2 separate regions of the Homo sapiens genome follow, and region 2 is linked to region 1. The links are chromatin loops, found by intact Hi-C in ENCODE. Cell type or tissue: Calu3. All regions are shown on one strand. Each heading gives the region's core, and the rest is flanking DNA. Links, peaks and the distances in the headings are about the cores only. Region 1 has its middle 620 kb from the start of PRELID2. Region 2 has its middle 670 kb from the start of PRELID2.

Region 1 (9,827 bases), core at 636-8,635:
GTATGAATTTAGGGTGCAGTGAAGCTGAACAGACTTCTGCATTAACATTCTTGTCAGCATCCCATCAGGGTCAGATGGACAATGGAAGGGTGAGTCCCATCTGTCCCCTTTATTCTGCATCTGGAAACTGCCAGCTGAGTTGACCCTCCTCTGTGATCAACCCTGCATCTGTTTTCAGATTATGTCAAGGCTCCAGAGCTCTGTTTAAGTAGAGTGTTGCTCTAAGCCTCCATTTGTCTGACTCAGTCACCTAACACAGAAAAAAGTAACTGAAATAAAAACCTCATACAAGATTCTATAAAAATATTCACTAAGTCAGTTCTAATAAACATGAATGGTTCTGTAAACTGCAGATCAAATACTTCCCCCCCCACTCTCTTTTTGGCTCCTGAGTAATTATCATGGCAAGGGGATTGAAGACTGCTTAGGTGACTCAGATATCTGTTAATGAAAGCCATCAACGGTCACAGAACTCCGATTTTCCATATTAATATTTTCCCATATTAATAATTTTTCATATTAATTTTCCAATAATTTTTCCATATTAATATCTATTAATATTCATAGAATCCTTGAAAATGTACCCCTATTTTCATCTGTTTCATCTTTGTGGGTTTGTGCGACTTGGTGGTAAAGTAAGAGTGGGAAGACAACACCTCTTGGCTTACCCCAAGTGACGGTCAACAGTTAGTCTCGTTTCTTCTCAAAAAGGGAATTAAAGAAGTACAGGTACTCAGAAGTGTTACTACTTGAGGAAATATAAGGAGAAGCTCTTGGTTCGCAGGCCCACTTTTCTTGGGTAGAATTATGTTAATAACTAGAACTAAAACATATTTCAATCACTACTACTTTAACATACTTCTGTAGCATTTTTCATAATTGAAAAGAGAAATGTGAGGGATTGCATTCACAGTATTCAATACCATAAATGCTTATTTCTGAACTGTGATTGTATATTGTTTCATGGCTTATGCTGACACGTGCTTAATTCCTGTCACAGCCAGAATGGTGTGCTCTGGGCTGATTACATTTTGACCAAACACTCTATGGAGATTCTAGGAATGGCCAACATATAATAATAAAGTGTGTGTGTGTGTGTGTGTGTATGTGTGTGTGTTAACCATGTTTAGACTTCCATTAGATATTTAAGATGACATGCGACATTTTCCTAATGTTTAAAACCATATTTGCCAGTTTAGACTCAAGTTTGTTAAAATAAAGAAGACATTCACCAAGCAAACAGGCTTTTCTCTTTTGACTGAAAACAGACATGTTTTCAGACTAAAGAGTCCCAATTTTATTGCTAGTGGTATAATAGAGAAAGGACCACAGAAATTGGGATGGAAGAGGGTAAAGACCTGAATCCATACAGAGATTGGAGGTGTTTCTCTGGATAGCAACATTTAAAAAATAAAACCAAAAGGAAGAGCAGGCAACATGCAGGTAATAAGAATGTAGAGAAATGATAGATACAAAAATAGAAAGGGAAAGACAGAGAGAGAACCACAAGGAGTTTGTAGTTCCTACTCTTTTCCCTTCCAATAAGGCTATCAAAAGTAAGTTGCTTATTTCAAAATAGCAAGGAGCTATGAAGGAGCTGCGATGTCCCCTAGGCAGAGAAATTTCCTAAAATATCTTAAATCTTTTACTGTTTCTTCCCCATTGTCTTTAAGAAAAAGTCCAGACTCCCTCAAGTGGCTGTAAGGTCTGATATAATCCAGTCCCCACCTACCTCTTCAGCCACATTTGTGCTTTTACTTTTTTCATTCTGCTCCTGTCAAATTGACATTCTTTCAGATCCTTGATCTGCCATATCCTCTATGGAATCTGAATCTTCACACAACCTGATGTTCCCTACTTGATTATTCTTCCTTTCTCCCTACCCAACCCTTTCATATGTCTAAATGCTTCTTGTCTTTCAGGTCTCAGCTTGGTTGTCACTTCCTCAAGGAAGCCTTCCCTGATTTCTCCTCTGCCTGATGAACCTAGATCTTCCACTCCATATTCCTATAACACATTCAACTTTTTTTCATAGCACTCATCACTGTTTAATTCACCTGTTTAATGCTTGCCTTTTTCATTACACTGTAAACTCCATGTGTTTACTGCTATATGCAAGAATTAGCCTGATAACTTACACTGGGTTTGTGACTAAATTTTCTGATAGTACTAGAAGTAAGACTATTGAGGCCCCAGGGTAAGTGAACACTTGTCTGAAAAACGTGAGGAATAATAAACACTCATGGGTTGTTGTGAAATAAGGCATGTAAAACATACACTGAAGTTTCTGGTACATAGGACTCATCAATTTGTACCTTGTAAGTAGCTTTGTGTCCTTTATTTAGAGTTAAGCAGTATAGAAATTGATAATTATATATCTCTTCTTAGACATATCAAAGTCTTTAAACTCAGCAGATTCAAAATCAAACTTGGGATCTTTTTCCCCAAACCTGTATCGATCCGTTATTCCCACCCTCAGTGGACAGAAGCACCACACCAGCCTGGATAGCTATCCTCAACACCCCAAACTCTGTCTTCCTCCCTAGCGGCCAATTCTTAACAAGTCCTGACCACTTTATATTTATTCACCCCATTCAATCCTCTTCATATTCAGTTCTTCCACCCTAGCCCATACTACCACCATCTAATTCCTAGACAATAGAGTGTCTTCATAAATGATCCTCTTTTTACTTGCATGCCTGCCTCCAATCCACTCTTCTCAATGTAGTTGGAGTGACTGTTTGAAAACTTAAATCAAACCAAGTCACACACATCCAACTTTATATTATTATCCAAAACAACAGAAACAACCACCACCACAACAACAGGTAACATGTTAAATGGCATCTTATACTACTCATTATATGCCAGGCACTATTTTAAGTGCTTTATGTATACTGATTTTTTAAATCCCCACAAGAAGTCAGACTGTTGTACGCGTTTAGTCCATCATGGAGAAACAAGCACAGAGAGGTTGAGTGATAAACAGCAGCCCACAGACACTACTCTTCAGTAGTTTTCTAAGTTGGAGAAGCCCTTATGGAGTACTGATGAAGAGAGTTGACTGTGAAAAGAGATTTCCTGGCTTCAAAGCCTGGCTCTACCATTTCCTAGCTGAAGCTTTATCTCTGTGGGCTCTGTTTCCTTATCAGCTAACTGTGGAAAATAATAGTGCCTCCTTTATAAGGTTTTGTCTCAAGTGAGTAATACAAGTAAAATGTTTAGAATGGTACATAGTTCAGAAAAAGATTTCAGTAAAAGTTGATATTGCCATGTATGTATAAAAATATAGGCCCTATATATCCTTCCAACCTCATCCTTCACAGTTCTTTCCCCTTTCTCTTTATTCTTTTTATTCTGGTATTCTTGTCTCTCAGAGAATCATTCCTCATGCTATAAGAAACACATGTCCCCTTATCTTTTCCAACAATCTTGCTCTTCCCTATTTTACTTTTACACATTGTACAGTTCTCAGCTCGGATGTCACTTACACAAGGAAGTCAATCATTACTCGCCTGCAGTCTAGTATAGCTCTCACTGTTATATATGCTCAGTATCTCCTTGTAACTTTCCCGTGAAGCATTTATCACAATGGCAGGCAATTTTATATTTATTTGTCTAATTTTTTGGTTGTCTATCTTATTAGATTACAAGGCCCATGAAAAAAGGGACCAAGTCTTTTTGTGTTCATCATTGTACAGTGAGCCTGGTATATATTTGTGTTGCTGAGTGAATACACATATTTCTCCATTATCTGGTAGTTGTAGTATAAAGGGTATGTTTTTGTTTTAGTAACACAAACTTGACTCAAATTTCTGCAGTGTGGTTGCTATGCAATGTGGTAAATCAACAGATATAGATATATGTGTGTGTATATATGTATATAACAGATATTATATATACATGTATGTATTGATATGTGTAGAGACATCTCTCAGTATACTCAGGGGATATGTTCACAGCAGAATTGCCTGTACAGGTATTGCCTACGGTGGAGACTTTTACAATTCTAGTGCTCATATTCTGCATCACCTTCTTGGCAAACTTCTCTGCCCCCCATTCCCCTGGAAACAAGTTCTGCAAGTCTTTCTCGTGCAGTCACATGCTACCTACTCACATACTCTTACGGTTCTTTTGTTCGTTCATAACATGCCTAACTTTTCTTTTAATCTTGGGTATAGTTTGTCTTTTATCTTTAAAAAATACCCATTCTTATACTACAACTGGTGAAATTTAGTCAGTCCTATGTCTCTGTTACAACTTCAGTCCCGGGAAATCATTAGTGCTACTCCTTACCCCCAAACACCATCGAATTTTTGTGTGTGCCTTTTACAGCTTTTTTTCTATTACTGTGGCTTTTCATTTCACCTATAATAAGTCTAAATTCCTTACCATGAGCTATAAGTTCCTGAAGAGTCTGGTCTCTATGTACCTCTCCTGATGCATTTCTTGTCTCTCTCTCCTTTCCCATTGTACTCTAACTATGCTGGCCCTTTGTTTTAAAAGTATAGCAGTCTTTTTCTTTTTTTTTTGTCCTGCCTCAGCACCTTTGGACTTGATAATCCATCTGGAACACCATTACCCCCAGCCTTCACATGTGAGGCACCTGAATACCATTTAATATTCTCAGGAATGCTTTTTCTGGCTATCCCACCTAAAGTAGGCTTACTTTTTAGAGCACTTAAAATGATAACATGTAATTAATTAATTTGTTTATTCACTTTTTTGGGAGTCTGAATCCCCTAATATAATGCAAGCCCCATAAAGCAGGGCCTATAAAAGCTTGACCATTTTCACTTCTCAGCATCTATAATGTCTTGTACTAACAGGCGAATATGGGAACATTAGGAATAAGTCCTTAGATAAGATAAAGTATTCTTTATTACAAGAAAATTTATTTAGCCAAATCAAATTTACAAAATGATAGAGTGCCTAATGAAATCAACTTCTTCATCTATGAGTACATGACATGTACTGCATACAGACACAGCCTGCAAACTGCACCGTTGCATGTTAATTGTATTATACGTCACAATTGGAGCATAGGAGGAAGGCAACTCATCCTGGAAACTGGGGACAAAATGACACCAAAGTTGGCCCATTGCATGAGACACAAGTCCCTCCGGTGAGGCGTGAACTTGCAGCTAGAAAAGCGCTATAAGGTATGACATATAGTCTTAGTGTCTGTCTGTTGAATCCACAGTCCCTGACATGAGGCCTGGAACATGGTAGGCTCTCAAATATCTGTTGAATGAACAAATGAATCTATATAACATGCCACAACCTGGTAATCTTTATTTATACTGAAGCTATTTTTGTTACTCAAGTTTGTCATTTTTTTCTTGCTAAAACAACATATTGCTGATTTTATATCAAAAATCTGTAGGGAAACATGACTCACTTTATAGCCAATTTTGCTGAAATGTATTGGCCCTGCAAAGCAAGAGAAATTTACGCTTTGAAATATGCATTGTCATTTACTCTTCAAAAACATAGTAGTTTTCCTTAGCTGTTTCTTGGTTTAATCAGTCCCCAAAGCTGAATAAATGAAAGAAATGGAATGTGTATAAATATTAAACTGCATTCTGGCAAGGTGACTTACACTTAGTTCATGGTAAGGTAATTATTAATGAACAACTGTTTTGTCTGGGTAATTGTTTTCCTCATAAGTTGTTATTGTTTTATGAAATATAGTAATTCCAGGAGAGAGAAAAATGTTCTCAGTGTGCCTAGCTCAAAGTCTAATCCCCAACATTATTAAGTAAATTAAAAAGTGCCATTAAGACGTCATTTTCATCTGTTAAATTTCTACAATTAAAAACAAAATATAATACAAAATAATATTAAGGCTGCCAGAGGTATAGTGTTCTTAAAAACATTGCTGTGGGACTAGAAATTTGTGTAATGATTTTGAAAGCAATTTAGTTACATTTACCTCTAAGATGTCACTGTATTTTGAACTAGTAATGTGCCTGTTAGAAGTTAATAGTACAGATGTAGAGTTTTACACAAAGGTTCGTGTATAACAATGTTCATCACAGCATTAGTAAGAATAACAGAAAGGAAACAATATAATCTCCAAATATTAGGGATGTGTTAGTATAAATAATGGCATATGCCTGTTATATAATCCTGAATTTCCATAAAAGTTATTGTTTACAATTACAAAGACTGTTTAATGATGTGGGAAATGCTCAGTTGGTAAAATGAAGTGAAAAAGGTAGGAAAGGAAGGCATAAATGTAGAAGTGGTAGATGAACTCCTTGGTGGAATCTCGTCTGTAGATTTGTTTAGTTTGCCACACATGGTGTTAATTATTTAAATTCATTTCCAATATTTAAAAGTTAGGATATTTTACTTTTAAACAACTGTATGTTCAGGTCCTTTCTAAAATCCTAGATATTGGGTAGCATTCATGGCATACCACCTGGGAGCAGCAATCAGCTGGAGTTGGGAAGGCTGGGACCCTAGACCTGGCAGGTGTTCTCCAGCTGGCCACACTCCGCAGCACTCCTGACCATTACCCCTGACCTGTTGCACTCGTGGATGTCACCTTCCTGGCATTTGAATTCTTGGCTGCTATGCAGCATGATCCTTGTGTGGCAAAGTACACATACATATGCATGAAATGCTACAAAAACTCCTCAGGGTGATAGGATAACAGGCGATTTTCATTTTCTTCTTAATAGTTTTTGCATTTTCCAAATTGTGTAACAAAAATATGTATTGCTTTTCTGATTAGAAAAGAGTAACTGTTGTTTTTTTGAAGTCAAATCATTAAAAATCATAGAGCACCATGCTAAAAGACTATAAATGGCAGATGTTAACAGCAATCTTGGGGAAAAATTACATTTTGAATTCCCTTAACCAAAATAGTGGACGAGGTTATTGATGCCTTTTCATTCACAGTGTTTTTTTCCCCCATTATTTAATAAAAATACATTATTGAAATCTAAATGAGATGGAACAGTCTTTTTTTTTTTTTTTTTTTGAGACGGAGTCTCGCTCTGTCGCCCAGGCTGGAGTGCAGTGGCGGGATCTCGGCTCACTGCAAGCTCCGCCTCCCGGGTTCATGCCATTCTCCTGCGTCAGCCTCCCAAGTAGCTGGGACTACAGGCGCCCGCCACTACGCCCGGCTAATTTTTTGTATTTTTAGTAGAGACGGGGTTTCACCGTTTTAGCCGGGATGGTCTCGATCTCCTGACCTCGTGATCCGCCCGCCTCGGCCTCCCAAAGTGCTGGGATTACAGGCGTGAGCCACCGCGCCCGGCCTGGAACAGTCTTACTAAATTGCTTTTTTTGCCTACAAAGTATTGTATCTTCACCTCAATTCTAAATGAATAATAGCCTCAACCTTATAGTAAACCATTTTGCTCACTGTTCGAGTAGTAAATACTTCTGATAATATGAAGCAAATAAATAAAATTATTCTCTTTCAGACCTTTGATTTTGTGGAGAATGAGTTAATCTTAAATTGTAATTAATACTAGTGCATTAAACTAAGTGAAATGTAAGGAACATGCATATCCCTGAATTGATGACATAGACATATAATTAAAAGGATTTTGTTTTCTGATTGTAAGTAAGAGATTTATAGGAGTGAATTCTTTTTTAAATAAATTTTTATTTTATGAAAGTGATAGTCAACCATGCATAATATACTTATTTTCACTTCTACCAGAAGACATGATTATAGGTCAGAGATTTTTGTTTTGTTTTCCTTTCTAGTTTTACAAGAATTGGAGGGCCAAAATAAAAAAGCTTGTGAGTCTGTAATTTTTGCACCTGGCCAGTTGCAGCAATGAGATTCTTATACATTTACTAGTAGATAAAATAACCAACAAGTATTTATTGAGCACCTAATATAAAGTCCTAGGGAAAATCCGTATAAAACCTATTCTCTGATTTCTGAGAAATTTTCATTGTATATTAAGCTCTGGCAGTATTAATATAAACAATGATATGCTATTAGAGGTTCCATGAGAGTATAATAAAATGTACTTTCCTCTCTTTATTAATACAACATAAAGTTTTTAAGTAGGACTATGACCTAATCTTCCTTTTAGAGATAGTACTCAGAATCTGGGTATTACAATCATGCAAGTGGATTTAACCCAGAAGAGTAGATGGAATCATATAAGAAAGTATGTAAAATTACAGAGAAGCAGTCAGTCATGGTGGCAAGGAATTGGAGAGTTCAAATTATTTACTTATAATGCAATTATTATATAGTTAGGTTTAAACTCATTATCTTGCTCTTTTAAAATCTTTTTTTTTTTCTTCTTTCCTGTTCTCTTCACATTAATTGGCCAGTTTTTCATATTACAATTTATTTTCACCACTGGATGTTTTAGCTTTTATGAAATATTTTTTATTTTTAAAATTAATATATTCTTTTAGCGAGTTTTAGATTGAAATAAAAATTGAGCATATATAGGCCGGGTGCGGTGGCTCACGCCTGTAATCTCAGCACTTTGGGAGGCTGAGGCTGGTGGATCACCTGAGGTTAGGAGTTCGAGACCAGCCTGGCCAACTTGGCAAAACCCCATCTCTACTAAAAATACAAAAATTATCTGGGTGTGGTGGTGCATGCCTGCAGTCCCAGCTACTTGGGAGGCTGAGGCAGGAGAATTGCTTGAACCTGGGAAGCAGAGGTTGCAGTGAGCCAAGATCACCATACCACACTCCAGCCTGGGCAACAAAGTGAGACTCTGTCTCAAAAAATACAAATAAAAATGAAAATAAATAAATAAAAATTGAGCATATAGTATACGAAGTTCCAATATCATTCTATCCCCTCACCCCCACTTCATAATTTAACCTGTTATTAACATCTTACATTACTGTGGTACATTTGCTAAAATTAATGAGCAAATATTGATACATTATTTTTTCTTTGGAATAAATTATAAATATTTTACAGTGTACACTGTACTCAATGTGTACTCTTGTATTTCTCACCTCACTCCCATTCTTCCCCCAACTCCCCAAAGTCCATTCTATCATTCTTATGCCTTTGCCACCTTATAGCTTAGCTCCCGCTTATGAGTGAGAACATACGATGTTTAGTTTACCATTCCTGAACTACTTCACTTAGAATAATGGTCTTCAACTCCATTCAGGTTGCTGCAAGTGCCATTATTTTGTTTCCTGGTATGGCTGAGTAGTATTCCACAGTATATATGTACCACATTCTATTTATTCACTCGTTGGTTGATGGGCATTTAGGTTGGTGTCATGTTTTTGCAGTTGTGAATTGTGCTGCTATAAACATGCCTGTGCAAGAGTCTTTTTCATATGATGATTTATTTTCCTCTGGGTAGATACCCAGTAGTGGGATTGCTGGATACAATGGTAGTTCTACTTTTAGTTCTTTAAGGAATCTCCACACTGTTTTTCACAGTGGCTGTGCTAATTTACATTCCCACCAACATGGTAAAAATGTTCCATTTTCACCACATCCACATCAACACCTGTTGTTTTTTTTTTAATTTTTAAATTATGGTCACTCTTGCAGGAGTAAGGTGATATCTCATTGTGGTTTTGATTTGCATTTATCTGATAGTGATTTTGAGGATTTTTTCATATGTTTGTTGGCCGTTTGTATATCTTCTTTTGAGAATTGCCTGTTCATGTCCTTTGCCCACTTTTTGATGAGATTATTTTTTTTTCTTGCTGATTGGTTTGAGTTTCTTGTAGATACTGGATATTAGTTTTTTGTAGGATGCATAGTTTAAAATATTTTCTCCCACTTTGTGGGTTGTCCATTTTACTCTGATGATTCTATCTTTTGCTGTGCAAAAGCTCTTTAGTTTAATTAGGTCCTG
Region 2 (9,827 bases), core at 1,146-9,145, 57 kb after region 1:
TTAGTCACTTTCCTAAATACTAGAGACTTAATGATAGATCAACTATAGTCCACACCGTGACAAAATATGATACTCTAACTGTGATAAATGCTTTTTTTACAGAATAAGATACTACAAAAATTATTGACCCTAAGACATTTAAAAGTAGAATGCCATTGCATTCTGTGAATATCATATTAATATTTTGTGTATACATTTCTTGTTTCCAATTTGTGACTCATACATAGCAATAAAGAACTATCCTTGCTAACACACCTGGTCTGATTATTTCCCTAGGCAAGATTTCTACAAGATTACGGGGCTAAACTTTTTAAAGTTTCTTGGTACCTATTACCAATATCCTTGGGATGGGAAAATTCAGAACTCATATTCTCAGGAAGCTGTAATTCAACCTCCATCTGTCCATGCTCTGAAGGAGGGAATGAAGGGCAGTTTTTATCCTGGTTTGTAAGGATACTAGGTATGAAAGTTGTTTTTTTTCTCATAATATTGTTGTTTATTAGTGAAACCAATTTTCTGCTTGAAGGAATCAGTGGGGAAGGTTGCAGAATCGGTAGCCTTCAGCTCTTTCTCTAACTCAATTATATAATAAACAAGAACTAATTAATTTTTTAAGTTTTATTTATTTATTTATTTATTTTCGAGATGGAGTCTTGCTCTGTCATCCAGGCTGGAGTGTAATGATGCAATCTTGGCTCACTGCTACCTCTGCCTCCTGGGTTCCAGCGATTCTCCTGCCTCAGCCTCCCGGGTAGCTGGGATTACAGGCGTCCGCCACCACGCCTGGCTAATTTTTGTATTTTTAGTAGAGATGGTGTTTCACCATGTTGGCCAGGCTGGTCTCAAACTCCTGACCTCAGGTGATCTGCCCACCTCAGCCTCCCAAAGTGCTGGGATTACAGGTGGGAGCCACCATGTCTGGCCGATTTTTTTCAGCTTTTAAATTTTTATGGATCCTGGTGTATATATGTATGGGGTACATGAGGTATTTTGATACAGGGATGCAGTACATAATAATCACATCAGGGTAAATGGGACATTCATCACCTCAAGCACTTATTCTTTCTTTGTGTTACAAACAATCCAATTATACTTAGTTATTTTTAAGTATACAAGAAAATATTGTTGACTATAGTCACCTGTTATGTTATCAAATACTAGATTTTATTTTATTTTTTGTCTAACTCTATTTTTGTACCCATTATCTATCCCCATTTCTCCCACTCACTCCTCACTACACCATCCAGCCTCTGGTAACCACTGTTCTACTCTCTATTTCTATGAGTTCAATTGCTTTAATTTTTAGCTCCCACAAATAAGTGAGAACATGAAAAATTTGTCTTTCTGTGCCTGGCTTATTTCACTTAACATAATGACCTCCAGTTCTACTCATGTTGTTATAAATGCCAAGATCTCATTCTTTTTTTATGACCAAATAGTACTTTATTGTGCAAATGTACCATATTTTCTTTATCCATTTGTCTGTTGATAGAGACTTAGACTGCTTTCTAATTTTGAGTGCTGCAAATAGTGCTGCAATAAACATGGTTGTGCATCGTAAATTTAGGGAAGTATAGGGAGACAGTCTTTGCTTCCTGTAAGTGAAGACCTTAAAACATCAATTGTGTTATGCCATAGGATACAGACACCTATTTAAGTCAAAGACTATTATGAAGGCGTTACATTGTTTTTAATAAGAAGAATCCAACTTCCCTTTGGTATTGCTTAAGCTGCAGAAATGGCAATATTTTGAGTGTTCAGTCTTTCAATGAGTAATGACGACAATAAAGTGCCTGTCACTCCAGTAAAGCTAAAATGAACCATTATGCATCCCTCTACAGGCAGAACCTCGGGTCTTGATGGACATCCTGCGGAGTTTTAGGTACACTTACCAGAAAATGCTCTTGTGTTATATGTAGACGTGCTTAATGAGGCAAAAGATAATGGATTCCTTTTAGGCACAGAAAAGCTGCTAAAGGAAATGTAATTGGGCTGGAAAGTTGGGATTTATTGGACTTTTCTCCTTCCCAAATCAGAACTATATCATCCTTATGAAAATATTAGCAATGTGGCTAAGAAAAATGAGACAAAGTAATTACTGCATTATTTAATAACCTTGCTCTATTTAGAGAAAATTCTCCTATGAAACCTGTAGAACTCTACACATGAATCTATCACAGCATCTGTAATCCTGGGACCTCAAAAGTACAATGGCTGAATTATGAGGCCTTGTCTTGTCTGTGAAATGAAAGGATGGTTTTATTGTATTTTATGTATCATAAATCCTAAAACTACTTTAAAAAAGTAATTGTATAGGGAAATCTGTCATTTCCTCCTCTCTGTTGTCTATTCCCCTTTATTCTGGTAATAAAATCTTGATATTCCAAGATATTCCTACTACCTCTTAGTCTATATAATTTCTAAGACAGTGGATGCAAATTCTACCTTCACAAGCTCTATGCCAGCAAGTAAGAATATTGTGTCCATAGACCACAATACAATCATCACATGGTTAGAACATTCTAAAATTGAAGCAAACACAGAGCAAAGCAGACCCAGAAGATAGGGATATAAGCTCTAGTGTTATAATTTGAGGGCCTGGACCCAATCAGACCTGAAGCCAGAGCACTCCTGGATTCCCTCATTGTCAAAACCGATAAATGTCCTTATTTCTTTATTTATATTTTTTGCTTAAGCCAGATTGAGTTGATTTCTATCACTTGAAACCAAAAGAGTCCTAGCTAATAGAGGAACGCAATTCTTATTCCTTAAAGTTAGATTGACCAGCATCTAATAAAAAAGTGTTTAGTTTTCTTCACTTAGAAACTTACTTGAAGATATACCCTGGTTTTTGGGTCAGTGTCACTGCCCATCAGAGAAGGGTGATGTTAATGAGCTAGTGATGATTAAGAACTAGAGATTTCAAGGAACTTAATCCTTTTATAGCCTGAGAAGGGCTGTAGGAAATACATTAGACCCAGAAAGAAGATAACTTGGAAGTTTTTTATTGCTAATAAAAGCCTGCCTAATTTCCATAGGCACAAGAAAAAAAAAAGAGAGAGAGAGAAACTCTTGACTGGCAGGAATAAAAACTGCATGGAGAAAAAAAAATGAAAAGATGACTTTTTTTTAATGGTACTTTTATGTTCCTCCCCTCCCCCCTTGCCGCTGCCCACAGTACTTACAGGAAGGCAGTAATTTACTGAGATCTAGTGCAGTATGTTTGATTAAAGGTCATGCAAACATTAAAATATTTCACCAAAAATCTGAGACAAAGAAATGGAGATAACCGGCTCTTCTCAGAACCACTCAAGTATACTTATAAGTTTATTAATGGCTGGTGACTCAAATTTTCCCTTAAGAATGTATGGAAAATATATAGCAAGGTGACAAAAGCCGAGAAGTATTATTTTTGGCATCCATCATTGCTTTATGGGCTGTCAAAAGGAGTCCTTGCAGCAAAAGCAAAACAACAGCACACCTCCCACTTTCAGCATTAGACAGAATGGAAAACAATCATGGTTCCCTAGCCTGTCTTGAGCTAGTACCTGCCTAACGCTCCATGTCCACTAGTCCAGGCTCTCGGGCACTTAACTCTCACCATACTGAATTGCATGGAGCTCCTCAAAGTTATCTTGCCACTTCTTAGCTCCAGATTTCTCCATTTTTCCAGAAAAGCCCCTTCCTATGACTCCTGCAGCCCCACCAAAGACACTCCTTCTTCACCTAGCTAACCTCTATATATACTTTTTTCCTCTGGGAAGCCTTTCTTGACTCTCCTGATTAGAGTGAGGACCACTGATTAGCTCTAAAAGCTTCTTGAATTCTGATTCCACATTCCCCAATGGCACTCATCACAATGCCATGTAACTACTACTACATTGTCTATCATCCAATGCTAAACTACACATTTCCTGGAGGTAAACATGTCTGTCTTTTTTCATTATTGTAGCCTCTGTCCCTAGACCACAATAGATGCTCAGTTCACGTATCTTACATATTCATTGTACGTCTGGATGCTTAACTCACTTCCAGGATTCTTCATTACTGTGGAATAATCCTTGGCCTCAGACCAAACCTGATCCACGTCCTAATTCAGCCACTTAACAGCTTGAGGACTTTGCTCAAGCTTTCTGAACTTATTTCCTTATCTTTAAATGGGGCATGTATTCTTACATCAGAGTACTGTGATGAAGATTAAATTAAATACATCTAAAACTTCTGGCATTAGCAAATTTCAACAAATATCTGTCCTTTTTCCTTTCTGTCATCTTCTTTGTTCTCCCACCCTTAATGAGTTCCTGCCTCCTCTGCCTCCCTGCCTTCTCCATTATGGCTTTCCCACACCACCATTCTCCTTGTACCTTTATCTGTATCTAGTGCCTTTATCTGTATCCTTGTGACTTTATCTGTATCTTTATCTTGTGGTAACCTGTAAGGATCATGCACTTTGGCATTTCACTTCTAGTTTTCCAAAGTACTTCAGCAGACTATTGCTAACCAGAGAAAAAGTTTCCACTGTTCTAAACAATGTAAGAAAGAAAATATGAGTTTTTTCAGAAAGCTTGTTTTTTCCATTTAAAATACATGAATTACATCACAAAACACCGTCTCTATTAAAAATACAAAAATTAGCTGAGCTTGGTGGCAATCATGCCTGTAATCCTGGCTACTTGGGTGACTGAGGCACAAGAACTGCTTGAACCCCCGAGGTGAAGGTTGCAGAGAGCTAACATCTCACCGCTGCACTCCAGCCTGGGTGACAGAGCAAGACCCTGTCTCAAAAAATACAATACAATACAGTACAATACAATACAATACAATACAATACAATACAATACAATACAATACAATACAATACAATACAAGAATTGTTTCTAAAAGAAATAAATGAGCTGATTATTGTTTATTGTTCATTTTTCCTAAAAGAAAGAAATGAACAGATTATTCCTCATTATGAGTTTAGGTTCCCCTACATTTTAGTATTAAATCTCCTTTTGTTTACTAAATGATAATAGATTATATATATTTTAATATTTTTACTTGCAAAATTCAAAAGTGATAACCCAATGTAAGGATGCAATATTTTTAGTTTCGTTATGTGAAATTTAAAATCTGAGAAACACTATCACAGATTCCCCAAAACATGGTATGGATTGGGAAAATTGGAGTCATGTAGTTGTAAGAAACAAAACTGAAGTTCCAAAGGAATTTACTGATGTGTTAGATAGTCTCCAAAGACACCTGAAAGAACCACATTGCCAACTACTCATGTTCTTGTGAAGTTATCTCCCCTTTAACCTGGACTCATTCTGTGACTCACTTGTAACTAATGCAGTTCAACAAAATAAAGGCTATTTGACTGCTGAGGCATACTTAGAAGAGATTTTGCACCTTGGACTTTTGGTACACCTGCTTGAATGAAAGTCAACCATTATGTAAGAAGTTGGACTATTCTGTGAATTGATGTGCTGTGGGGAAGGCAAACTCATCATGTGAGGGGGCATATGGAGAAAAAGAGATGGCCAGACAGCCCCAGCTATTCCAGCCAACCCTGCCAAGATGCCAGTTATGTGAATTAAGAAACCATCTTATATATTCTAGACCCAATAGATGTGATGTGGAGAGGAAGTGAGGAATCCAGCTAATAGCCAGAACTTAAACTCATCAAGCCATCCAGTAAGACCTGCCATCCCCTCTGTGCTGTGTCCCAATTTCTGACTTATAGAACCATAAGTTTAATAAAATCATTGCCACTAAACTCAGAAGTGTTATGTTATGTATCAACAGATAATTAAAAGAATTTTAAGAACATAGAATAGCTCATACAATTGAAAGAGAGGCTTAAGAAGTAGGTCTCTGAAAGCACATGAAACTGGGGCCTCTGGGAGCTTTAGTAACAAAAACAAATGGACAATCTCTTTTGGACTCACCATCACATATTACTGTTTCAGCCTTTGAGTTACTCCAAGCAAGATGAAAATTCCAGAGAGAGACAATCTGATAGATGCAGCTTATGAATTGTTTCCATTCTTGTACCCAGGGTGGATTTATCCCAGCTAAATCACTTGGACTAAGAGTTTTGGAAGAATTATTTGCCAAAGCAAAATCAAGATGTTCTAGCAGATGAAGAAAAAAATGCATTGGGTCAAGATAACAACAACCAAAAAGTAATTCCGAACACAAAGACTATTCTTAATTGCTATTTTTTGACTCAACCTCTTTGGCTTAGAGGCAGAGCATGCTTAGTTAGCTCTCTCTCAAAATGCAAAGTGGTTAAATATAAACCTTCAAAGAGAGTCATATTTAAGCAAATCTTAAAATATGAGCTCTAGAAAAAAAAGTAGCATTTTATTGTTTGAGAGAATTTGAACTTAATTTGTGTCTAACACTTAAACAAAGAGAATTACCCTCTTTGTAGCCTTTGGAGGAAGCCACTTGTGTTTTCTTTGTCTGACTGTTGAAAGTGCAATCACATTTCTACCACAGGATGCTTTTCAAGCTAACAGCAGATGAGGAGTTACACAGCAGAGGAGGGCATGAAGCAGTTCATCATCATTTGTTTTTGTAATTGTTTGGAGCTGAGCGCCTTTCATTATGTTCAATGGACCCTCCATAGCCATGCTGGGAGGGCCGCCATGAGCACAGTGGGTTGGGCCATGAATCAGGAAAACAGCTGTCTTTTGTCTGAGAAGAGAAAGCCGTGAGTTAGGAAATACTCTCTGATCAGACAAAATCAGCATGGATGGTGTCAATGTGAGTTTAAAAGATTCTTCTATGTGGAACTTTCAGGAACAAAGGCAACACCCCACACACAAATTGACCCTTTTCTTTTTCCAGATCAATTATACCTTCCAGAAGAATGATACCTATATCCATAATAATTCCATTTTGCAAAGAAGGAAATGTTCAAACAACTTACTAATATCTGATTTAAATGCAACAGATATTTATGAGGTCTTTGTTAAGTGCCAAGGTGTGTAGCTAGGCATTGAGGTACAAAGCAGACCAAGGCAGATGAAGTTGCTAACTCCAGGGAGCTTACATTCTATTAGGAGAAGCAGGAAATTAACAAATAAATCATTTTAATAGTGATACACGCTATGAGGGAAATACAAATAGCTTTGTGGATGAGACAAATGAGGTAGGGGGTGTCTAGAGAAGTCAGGGGCTGCCTCTCTCATGTGGTAACAATTTAACTGTGATCTAGAGGAACAGAAGGAGTGATTCAAAAGGAAAACCTTGTAGGCAGATGACTGTGAGCACAACAGCCCCGGGCAGGGGGAAAGCTCAACCTACACACTCCCAGAAAGCTGATGTGTCTGGAGCTAGGCAGGATGTAGCCAGGTGTGAACTTGCAGAGCATGATAAGAAGTGTGAATTTTATTCCATTTGCAATAAAAGGCCATTAGAGTGTTTCAAGTGAGACGTGATGAATACATTTTAAAAATCACTGGCTGCTCTGTGGAAGATCAATTGGCGAGGTCAAATCAGAAGCAGCGAGAAGACTACTTCAGAAATTCAGGTGAGATTTGGTGTTGGCTTGAACTAAGATGATGGTAGCGGCAATGGAGAAAAGAAAGAAAAAAACAAAATAAAAGAAAAAAAGATATTTTGGAGGTAGAACAAAAGGGTTTTGCTAATAGATTAGAAGTTAGAGGAAGGGATGGAAAGTAGGAAAGCGAAAGTATGAGCAGGAAGAGAGTAGACAAGAATGACGCCCTGATTTACTATTTTAATAACCAAGTGGTTGGCAATGCTATTTATTGGAATGGGGAACATGTGAAGGAGGAAAACATTCAGGGGAAAAAATAAAACGTTCTATATTTGGCTGTTAAATATAAGATAACTAGGAGATAGCCAAGTAGAGAAAGAAGGTAAGAAGGAATATGGGTACATCAGCCTTGAATTTAAACTTAGGAATGTAAGAATTTTTGGGAGGACTTTGACAACACCATGGAAATGTTTTCAGAACAACTGTCTCTTCTGCTGTTACCTTCCAGAGAGTCTCTGGGACAGCTTTTCTTTAACCTTATCTAGTTGCATGAGAATCACCTTCAAAGCATAATAAAAATTCATGTGGCTGAGCCCCACATTGAATCAGTCTCCATGAGAGGGACTGTGAACATGGGCTTAACAACTCCTCATGCGAGTCTAACACCTTCCCAAGTTTGAAAACCTCTGCTATGAGGTATATTTATCAGGAAATTTTACTTCTTGACTCACCTTTCCTCCAAGCTAAAAATACTTCCTTGAAATCTTTACAAGTAATGCAGTAATGCCTATTAGTTCCTGGTTCAGTTCTCTGCTCTTCAGAGATATAAGAAGAAACCAGGTGTAGTGGGTGGTCCTGAGATCCTAAGGATTTGTGCCACTGCCACCGCCTATGTAGACAGAAGTGAATGGAGGAGACCAGGGAATAAATTGTGAATTTTGTTTTTGGTTAAAAACCCCTCAGGCAAAACAAAAGTTAAAGTAATTTAAAGAAAACTGGCAATTTATTGCCTCAAAGATTTGCAGGTTTGAATCATAGATTGTTAGAGGTAAAGAGGATCTGGGAAGCAGCAGAATGCATAAACCAGCAGGATCTGACATCTCCCACTGGAGTTCACCCCTTGCCTTCAGCACTTAACCGTGTACCCTTGGGCAAGTAAGTGACTTCACATCAGTGTACCTCAGTGGATGCCTCTGTAAATGGGAGAAATAATAATACCTAGCTCATAGGGTTGGAGTGAGTGTTACGCAAAATAATAGAAAAAAGGTGGGTCCGAAACTACCCATAATCGTAAAGGTAAATAATTTCAAGCCAGAAAAGACTACAAATACCGTGCAATACACTCATATTGTACATAAGGAAACTAAGTCAGCTACACTGGGGGCAAATGAGAAATCAACGCAATGTTTAAAGGATTGCACTACTATAGTTTGCTCTATAAAAAATTTGAATTCATTCAGCATCCATTTCTTTGTATAAACCATATATCATTTAGAAAAAGGGCCATTTGCTGATATTTATTTATAAGTTTTAAAAAATAAGTGCCTTCCCACACTGCTAAAAGGCAGAAATGCTTTCAGAGGATTTCCTGGCTCATTGCACTGAGATCTTTTTGCAAATGAAACATCTGCCCACTGTGTGGTCTGGCCAAGTCCTCTTTCAAGTCAGTTGTCCGGAAGCATTTTAGGACAGGCAAGGTAAACAGACAGATAAGCATATGGTGATCAATTCAGAAAACCAATGTCGGTTTCCACTGTGTTAGGACCATCAACCAAACAGCTTTGATACCCATTCACTTTGTGAAATCGCAGGAAAACACAAGAACAGCAAGTCTCCTGAAACTGTGTAAACAACACCCAGGCTCAGCTAACAAAAAGAAAAGCAACTGACGACTTGACTCCTTTAGTTCTGCTTTAAGTGTTCAGGGCTGGTTTTGTGCTTTGGTTATCTTACGGCCTTTTTTTTTTTTTTTCCTTTTTCTTTTCTTTGCTCAGAATTTTGATCAGGCTTGCTTATGAATCCTGGAGAACTCCTGTTTTGGGGACAGAATCTGTAAGAATGGAAATTGGTTTCTAAGCAGCCTGTGAACAATGGCCATGTAATAAATGTCACTGGTGTTGCTGTTCTCATCTGATGGACCTCTAGTGCCTTATATGTGACAGCTAATGAGCTCCACTAATCAAACTGAGGAGCAAATACTACTTCCCACCCTCCCCTCCTACCTGAGGAGGTGAGGAGTGCTAACCCCTTGCCCTGGCAGACTGACAGTGCTGAATGGGAGCAGAATGAGAAGAAACCTGGAAGGTTAATTGAGGTAGTACCCAAAAGTTGT

What was found. A loop is a pair of places that touch in the nucleus more often than their neighbours do. Peaks named below come from ENCODE experiments on the same cell type or tissue, not always from the same donor. Only the 100,000 strongest peaks of a DNase experiment are listed, where the experiment ranks them.
Region 2: a loop joins it to region 1, with 2.2 times the contacts of the local background. A loop is called at or near these places in 2 of 110 quality-filtered maps.

What each region holds. Positions count from the first base shown.
Region 1 is chr5:145,214,927-145,224,753 of GRCh38, reverse strand. No RefSeq gene overlaps it. Among named protein-coding and RNA genes, the nearest start is that of PRELID2, 620 kb to the left of the region's middle. In Calu3, for the core only: no CTCF peak of the experiment used is centred there; a DNase peak (open chromatin) is centred at 4,053.
Region 2 is chr5:145,158,346-145,168,172 of GRCh38, reverse strand. No RefSeq gene overlaps it. Among named protein-coding and RNA genes, the nearest start is that of PRELID2, 670 kb to the left of the region's middle. In Calu3, for the core only: no CTCF peak of the experiment used is centred there; no DNase peak of the experiment used is centred there.